Regions from separate parts of the Homo sapiens genome. Here region 1 is linked to region 2. Evidence: chromatin loops called from intact Hi-C (ENCODE). Cell type or tissue: heart right ventricle. All regions are shown on one strand. Each heading gives the region's core, and the rest is flanking DNA. Links, peaks and the distances in the headings are about the cores only. Region 1 overlaps DCAF6 (DDB1 and CUL4 associated factor 6). Region 2 overlaps ADCY10 (adenylate cyclase 10).

Region 1 (4,402 bases), core at 131-4,130, 180 kb after region 2:
TAGAGGAGAAAAATACAGGTGGTACCTTGTTTGTTGTCTATCTTCCTCCTTAGAAAGTAAGCTTATAAAGAGCAGAGACCCAGTTTGTCTTAATTTGCAGCTGGGTCTTTAGGCTCCTAAAACAGTGCCTACCACATAGTAGTTGCTTAACAAATACTGAGTATTCTGGTAAATAAGTACACATCTAGTATCAAATCTCTAGCTAACAATGAATTTGTATTATTTCTTTTAAAGAAAGTAAATAAATTCTTTGTAAAGGGTAGCCTGGAAAATAAAACAACAGTGTTTTTTGTGAAACACAGGCTTCCATTGGGAAATTTTTTTCTTATCTACCTTCCCTCCCTCTGCAGCAAACTCAGTGTCTCTTCATATCATTATCTTCCCCAGTTTCCTGAAGAAATATTCTAACAGAATAAAAGGAACCTTTCTACAAATGTAAACCTTATTTACAAAAGCAATTTGACATTGCTACTTCTGAAAAACAGTATACATAGACATCCTGGCTAACATGGTGAAACCCCATCTCTACTAAAAACAAAAAAATCAGCCGGGTGTGGTGGCACGCTCCTGTAGTCCCAGCTACTCGGGAGGGCGAGACAGGAGAATCGCTTGAACCCGGGAGGCGGAGGTTGCAGTGAGCCAAGATCGCGCCACTGCACTCCAGCCTGGGCGATAGAGCGAGACTCGGTCTCAAAAAAAAAAGAAGAAAAAGAAAAACAGTATACATAGAAGTGATTCTTATTTCCAGTTTTTATTTAAGAGAACACACTGTTCTTCAGACCTCCTTGTCTATAATTGCCAACCAGAGATTTGTATAAGTGTTAACTGCTTTGCAGCCTTACTACTTCAGTAGCATTTCATGAACAGAAGATTTAATTAATTCTGAGAAGTTGGGCTTACATTCTGGAAGAGGTGACTATGCATCAGTTAAATGAATTGAATTTGAGGAGAGAACAACTATTCTGCTTTCCTCATTTCAGAAGCCACTGTCACTTATTCTGTGACCTATCGTAAGACTCTTGGCCCTCATTTGTCTCTTTATTGTGTGCCTCTGAGTGTAAAAGTCTAACCTCTACTGCAAACTCCCTGATTTAAAGGCTGTGACATTTTTTTCTTAACTCTCTATTATCCCATCTTCTTTATAATGTGACAACCAAAAGAAATTTGAGTAAGAAGCCTGCCAACTTTGAGATAGGCCGTTACTGCTTCATCATGCTCTAACATGACAGGATAGGTTTCTTGAATATATTCAGTCATACTCAGGATTCCCATTCCTGAGCCCTACTTAAGTAGAATAGCAACTTCATGTTTTGTTCTCTCTTGAAAGTATCACACAATAAAAACAATGTAATTTTTTTTATACTAATATCCCTTAGGTAGCCTTTTATTGGTCAGAAATTCTTCTACTGTGTTTAAATTCCTTACTGATCTATAAAGGTCTATTCAAATCTTATTTTGTTCATTTATTTTATAAATATGTATTGAATACATATTTATAAAATAAATGAACAAAATAAGATTTGAATAGACCTTTATAGATCAGTAAGGAATTGAATACTTATTTGTATTCAATACCTATTTGTATAATTAAGGTTATAAAGGTTACACATACATTATGTCATTGGTTTGACATTGGATTAGAGTTGGCATAGAGGAGATTTAATCTAATTCACTTGGACAATTAAACAATTAAAAGGGACATATAGTCCCTTCAGTGTACTGTTCTTGGTGCTGTTGACCTAGGATCCAGTGGGAGCATTTAATCCTGTGTAGATAATAAATAAAATCTCAGGATTCAGTCTTCTCTTGCTGTTGACAGTGGGACTGAACTGTTTTCCTTATGCTTAACCTTAATATTTTCCATGTTACTATGTGGAAATGTTTCTGGGGCAGAAACATCCTAGTTCCATCTCAGTGATGGTAGTGATTTTATGCTGTTGCCTTCTTCACAATACCCTTATGTAATGTATCTTACCTTCATAAAACTTATATTCATTTATTCAGTAAACCTTCATTGAACATCCTATACTAGGCTCTGAGGATATAAAGATAAAAAGAAGTAACTCCTGCCCTCCAGGAACTCTCAATCTGGTCTGCAGGAAGACATGCAAACGACTATTACTGTAATTAGGATCATCATTATGAAGTTCATATAAGATATTCTAGAATGTGGAGGAGGGAGTTCATAATTCTGCAGATAGCCTGTTTGGAAATGTCCAGGAAAAGTTTCACCAAGGGTATAATAGTTGTATTGAGATGAGTAAACCTTTATAGCTAAAGAATTGGGCAAAAGTATCCCAAGCAGAGGAATAGCAAGTGTAATTCCTGAAAACTTGAACGAGCATACTGTACTCACCAGTTTGTAAGTTTATATTCACTTGAGTATTTAACCTAAATAAGCTCCTTGAGACCAGAAATTTACATCTGTTTTGGTCACCATTGTATTCTCAGGTTTTATCACAATGCCTGGAACATAGTATTTAATTTAAAAAAATCTTTTTACAAACAGAATTACACAAATCCTCAACAATCGTCCACATATTTTCTCTCACACAGCTGCCTCCTCACTCCCCTTTGCAGCACCTGATGTACCTCCTTAGAAACCTAGACTCCAAAGAACACTGTTTGACAACCACTGCAGTAGAACATAATATATCAAGATTTTAGGAGTGGGTTTCTTTTTTCATTTTTACATGTTTTAGAATAACATGCATAATCAAAGCTAATAATACTGTGTTTTCTTTACTCTTTTATTTGCCTCTAAAGACATCCACACATAGTGGTGAACTGATTTTTAATGCGTTTTAAATAAAAGGCATTGAAAAATATTAATAATTGTAATTACTAAAAGTATTTCTCTTTGCGATTCTCTTATCTGTGTTTCCAGACCGGTTGGAGGGTGACAGATCAGAAGGCTCTGGTCAAGAGAATGAAAATGAGGATGAGGAATAATAAACTCTTTTTGGCAAGCACTTAAATGTTCTGAAATTTGTATAAGACATTTATTATATTTTTTTCTTTACAGAGCTTTAGTGCAATTTTAAGGTTATGGTTTTTGGAGTTTTTCCCTTTTTTTGGGATAACCTAACATTGGTTTGGAATGATTGTGTGCATGAATTTGGGAGATTGTATAAAACAAAACTAGCAGAATGTTTTTAAAACTTTTTGCCGTGTATGAGGAGTGCTAGAAAATGCAAAGTGCAATATTTTCCCTAACCTTCAAATGTGGGAGCTTGGATCAATGTTGAAGAATAATTTTCATCATAGTGAAAATGTTGGTTCAAATAAATTTCTACACTTGCCATTTGCATGTTTGTTGCTTTCTAATTAAAGAAACTGGTTGTTTTAAGATACCCTGAATTTGACTTTTTATTTAATGCCTTGCTACTTTGACCCACAGTTTTCCAATCTCTCCTGTAGCATACGATGACTATTTTTCTATATTTTCTAGATTTAACAACCTTTTCCTTTTTTGCTTGTGTGGGATAGAATCACATAGAAGGACTTCCTTCATTTCTCCTTCCACGGTACAGCTGACCCTTGAGCAACCCAGGGGTTAGTGGCACCAGCCCCCCTCACAGTTGAAGATTCATGTGTAACTGTTGACTTCCCAAAAATTTGACCATTAACAGCCTGTTGATCGCAAGCCTTACTGATAGCATGGTCAATTAACACATATTTTGTATATTTTATGTGTTATATTCTATACTCTTACAATAAAGTAAGCTACAGAAAAAGTGTTATTAAGAAAATCATAAGGAAGAGAAAATATATTTACTGTTCACTAGGTGGAAATGGATCATCATAAAGGTCTTCACTGTTGAGAAGGCCGAGGAAGAAGGAGGCGTTGGTCTTGCTGTCTGAGGGATGGCAGAGGAAATCCACATATAGGTGGATCTATGTAGTTCAAACCTGTGTTGTTCAAGGGCCAACTATACTTTATTTTTACCTCCAGTCGTTATCGCTCCTGATCAGTGGAACCTCATTACACAAATAAAGGAGTTAGTCTTCAAGCAGAAATGACTGAGAGCATCATGGGTAGCTCACATAGTAGCATAAAGTAGCCCTGAAGGAAATGGCTTCTGGCCTCTCACTCCAAATTTTAAATTTCACTGCAAGTTATTGACCATCCAGTCTAATTTCTGCTCTTCCTTAACTCTAGTATCCACCTCCATTCAAGTCATCTACACCCAGACCTACATATCCTATAGGTTATGACCCAAAACTGCTCCTGCAGACCTAACCCTTCAATCATCCTCCCTCACTTCTACTAAATTTTCATTCTGCTGGTATCTTCCCCTCAGCCTATTCATGTGCTCATGTCTCTTCAGTCCATTCACAAAATAAATCTTTTCTTAACACCAAATTATTCTCTCTATACTTTCTGATTTCTCTCCTCCTC
Region 2 (4,402 bases), core at 190-4,189:
GCCTGGGTAACAATGGTGAAATCCTGTCTCTACCAAAAATACAAAAAAAAAAAAAAATTAGCCAGGTGTAGTGGCACATGTCTGTGGTCCCAGTTACTCAGGAGGCTGTGGTGGGAGAATCGCTTGAGACTGGGAGTTAGAGGTTGAAGTGAGCTGAGATCATGCCACCTCACTCCCCACTGGGTGACAGAGTAAGATTCCATCTCAAAAAAAAATATATATATATGTATATATATATAGAGAGAGAGAGAGATATGTTGTTGGAGATGCAGAAGAGATGAGAGAAAGCATCAGGCAGTGCTAACCAGAGATGTGTGTGACAACATCGGCTGGCAACTCTCTTGTGTCACGGTCACTGCAAGACAACGGAACCACTGAAGTGCTGTTGCAGACTGCAGGAGACTACATCAAAAATATCAACAAGGCCGGGCGCCAGGGGCTCACGCCTGTAATCCCAGCACTTTGGGAGGCCGAGGCGGGCGGATCAGGAGGACAGGAGATCGAGACCATCCCGGCTAAAACGGTGAAACCCCGTCTCTACTAAAAATACAAAAAATTAGCCGGGCGTACTGGCGGGCGCCTGTAGTCCCAGCTACTTGGGAGGCTGAGGCAGGGGAATGGCGTAAACCCGGGAGGCGGAGCTTGCAGTGAGCCGAGATCGCGCCACTGCACTCCAAGCCTGGGGCGACAGAGAGAGACTCTGTCTCAAAAAAAAAAAAAAAAAAAAAAAAAAAATCAACAAAATGCAATGTGAGATCATGCATACAGTCCTGGAACATTCCACTAAGTGGACCACAGTGGGAAAACTGGTGACATTCAAATAAGGTCTTTAACTAGTGCATAGTATTGTACCAATGTTAATTTCCTGGTTTTGACTATTGCAGTCTTGTTATGAAAGATGTTAACATTAGGGGAAGGTAGGTGAGGGATATATGGAAACTCTGTATTATTTTTTCAACTTTTCTGTAAGTCTAACATGAATTCAAAGTTAAAACAATTTTTAAAGGTATCAAGAATGATTGAAGAGAGGCTGGGCGTGGTGGCTTACACCTATAATCCCAGCACTTTGGGAGGCTGAGGTGGGTGGATCACGAAGTCAGGAGTTCAAGACCAGCCTGGCCAAGATGGTGAAACCCCGTCTCTACTAAAAATACAAAAAATTAGCTGGGCGTGGTAGCGGGCACCTGTAATTCCAGCGACTCGGAAGGTTGAGGCAGGGAATTGCTTGAACCCGGGAGGCGGAGGTTGCAGTGAGCCGAGATCACGCCATTGCACTCTAGCCTGGTCAACAGAGCGAGACTCCGTTTTTTTTTTTTTAAAAAAAGAATGATTGAAGAGCATGGGAATGGGCTATTGCTATAAGCCAGCTAGGCCATGCAGGCTGGATATGTCTTGCTGGAAGAGTGAGGAGTGGGTGGTGGTGGTGAGGGTTGTAGGCTGATGCATGAGTGTGGGAGTGCCTCCTATCTTGACCAGCATCTGCACGGATTCTCTGTCTTTTCTTTCTTTCTGCCGCGTAGTCCCATTCCTTTGGCTCATCTAGCAGCACACCTTTCTTCCACTTTCATACCCTCAAAGCACAGCTTTTTTAATTGTCCATATCCCAGGGACAGTTCTGCTTATAGTCAATCTGCAACTTAACCACAATGTTTTCTACTAGGCAGAGCCACAGGAAGAGAAGTCTCTCTTCTATCACTGAACTTCGCCGCACTTGCTCAACTCCAACCTTTACCTTCAGTGATCCCTCATCCTGGGTTAGGAGGGTGTTGGGTAAAGAAAGTGAGGGTCAATGACAGCCTTTAAAACTATTCCCCTCTGCTCCTGGATGAACCGGCAGACCCTTCTGGTTCCTTAAGCAAGGTCGCTAGCCCCTCAAAAGGCCTCAATCCCCAAATTCCATATCCTCAGTTACCCATAAAGAAGCCTAATCATTTCCTCCTCAAGCTCACCAGCCTGGGCTCCTCCCAGAGGAGCTGCCCTGGACTAAAGCCTCTGTAGCCTAACCCAGACTGACCCCATCCCAATCTCCAGCCCAGGAGCTTTATGAAACCAGCGTGCCCAGTGACTCTTCTGGCAGGGGGCCTCTGTTACAGGCTGGCAGAACTTTCTGTAAGTAGCAGCATCACACCCACCTTAACTGCTCTCTGATCTGGAACACTCTCAATTTCAATCATGCTCCGGTCACAGAGCTGCCAGCAGTTTGGTGACAGAATAACATCATTCATCTGAGCCATGTTCTGGGCAAGGCGCACATCGTCCACTGCCTGACCAATCACCAGAAAGTGGCTGTGTGTTTCATCTCCAAAGACCAACATGCTGATGTGGCCAGCAGCCAGTCCTGGCAAGAAGGCAAGGAATAGGTTTGCACAAGAAGTTCTGGATTATTTCCCAGCAGCACAGGTTTTTGGAAAAACCATAATCTTGGTGGGACTATACTATCTCAGAGCAAAATCTCACTTCTAAAACTTTACATAGGAATTATGGCATACCTCTTTTGGGCTCGGGCCTTCCAAAGCTCCCCTTCTTCCAAAGCTAGAAAGTTCTACCACTAAATTTTGCCTGTCTGTAACATTATCTCACTACATGGTCCTACCAGTCCCCAAAGTTATTTTTACCTTTTCTTCAATTATGTATACTTAAGGGCAACAGGGAATACCTTTAATAATTCTTATTTTGGGAGAATTTGCATTTTAGCAGAGATTGAAGCTGTAACTAAAAATAATCCCTTAGGGTTGAATTTTAGACAACAAAGGGTGGGGGAAAGGAAGTATGCATTTGACAGTTACACATCCCATCCCAACAACCATTTCTCTCATTGCTTTTAAGTTGGTAAATGAAAGTTTTGGAACCTAAGTGACAGAAGAAGATATTGTATAATATGACATGTACACAAAATATATGTATAAATGAACTGTAAGTGACACACATTTCTTTCAAATGACTGTAATACAATCAATGTTTATTTTTTATCTTCGCTCTCTGCTATACTGATTTGTCAGGGCTGACTCCCCCCTGATTCTACATACAGTTTGTTTTCTATCTGAAACACACTGATGTTTGGACTTACTCTAAAAAAAGGTGCTGGGACCCACCTCACTAACAGCCAATCAGCATGCAAGAGGGGGCTGGGTTCCCATCATTCTCAAGAAGGATAACACATCAGACTCCTTGGGTACTAACTTAGAAAAAATATTCAGTATTATAATAACTTTGATTTTTTTTTCAACAAAATATTTAACTTATTTGGGCTTTTTTTTTTGAGATGGAGTTTCACGCTTGTTGCCCAGGCTGGAGTGCAATGGCGCCATCTCGGCTCACTGCAACCTCCGCCTCCTGGGTTCAAGCAATTCTCCTGCCTCAGCCTCCCAAGTAGCTGAGATTACAGGCACCCGCCATCACGCCTGGCTAATTTTTGTATTTTAGTAGAGACGGGGTTTCACCATGTTGGTCAGGCTGGTCTCAAACTCCTGACCTCAGGTGATCCACCCACCTTGGCCTCCCAAAGTGCTGGGATTACAGGTGTGAGCCACTGCACCTGGCCTTATTTGGAAATTTTTAACAACATCAAAAGCGGGCCTAGGTTAAAGAAGGCTGAGAAACAGTTAATTGTATAACTGCTGATGATCCTATCAGGTATGACATGTGAGAATTCTAAGTTTTGCAAAGTTTAGTTAGGCGGAAGCTAACACCAACAGCACCAACCATAACTCTGTTACTCATTACTTATACCTCTCAGAATCTCATTTTTCATCTATGAAATGGATACAATGATGCCTGTATCTCAGGACTGTCATATAGTGTGCGTAATGTTTGCACGTGCATAGTGTGTAATGTCTGCAATGTAATAAGGAAATATGTGTGACTATTACTATATTATATGTATAACTTTAAGAAGCCTTGTGTAAAGCTGGAGCTGTGTTGCAGGCTGACCTGTTAAGCTTTTCCTACACCTCATTCTTATGAGGTAGGGGGTGACCAGTCTCATGTCGTTGCTGAAACTATGTAATGGCAAGCTAGTCTCTATTTTGTTTTATACTGCACAACCTTGACAAGCAGCAAGATGGAATAATAATAACAGCAGTAGCAGTCATAAAGACTATTTTATTGGGTGGTTCCTATGCATTAACTACCATACCAACTAATTTACTTTTTGTAATAGCTTATTAGGTAGATATTATGATTAACCCAAATTCTCTCAACTGGTATGTGAGGAAGCCAAAATTCACATTCTGATTGTCCTGATGCCAAAGTTCAGGGCATCATGGGGCTGAGCCACCATGTTCTACTACTTCTCTTTGGGAGAGAGAGATGCCCCAGGAGTCAAGACCCTATCCCAGCTGCCGTAGGATTTATTCCTTCTCAAATGCTTACCTATCTTGACTCGGATGTCTAGGCCTTCTTC

Evidence for each region. Hi-C counts contacts between places; a loop is a spot of excess contacts. Peaks named below come from ENCODE experiments on the same cell type or tissue, not always from the same donor. Only the 100,000 strongest peaks of a DNase experiment are listed, where the experiment ranks them.
Region 1: a loop joins it to region 2, with 3.0 times the contacts of the local background. A loop is called at or near these places in 2 of 110 quality-filtered maps.

Annotation. Positions count from the first base shown.
Region 1 is chr1:168,072,484-168,076,885 of GRCh38, forward strand. DCAF6 (DDB1 and CUL4 associated factor 6) reads left to right here. Exons shown (of 22, transcript NM_001198956.2): 22 at 2,888-3,353. The coding sequence ends at 2,952. Among named protein-coding and RNA genes, the nearest start is that of GPR161, 62 kb to the right of the region's middle. In heart right ventricle, for the core only: no CTCF peak of the experiment used is centred there; no DNase peak of the experiment used is centred there.
Region 2 is chr1:167,897,291-167,901,692 of GRCh38, forward strand. ADCY10 (adenylate cyclase 10) reads right to left here. Exons shown (of 33, transcript NM_018417.6): 5 at 4,372-4,402; 6 at 2,133-2,338. It also overlaps a transcript of DCAF6 not described here. Among named protein-coding and RNA genes, the nearest start is that of ADCY10, 15 kb to the right of the region's middle. In heart right ventricle, for the core only: no CTCF peak of the experiment used is centred there; a DNase peak (open chromatin) is centred at 2,171.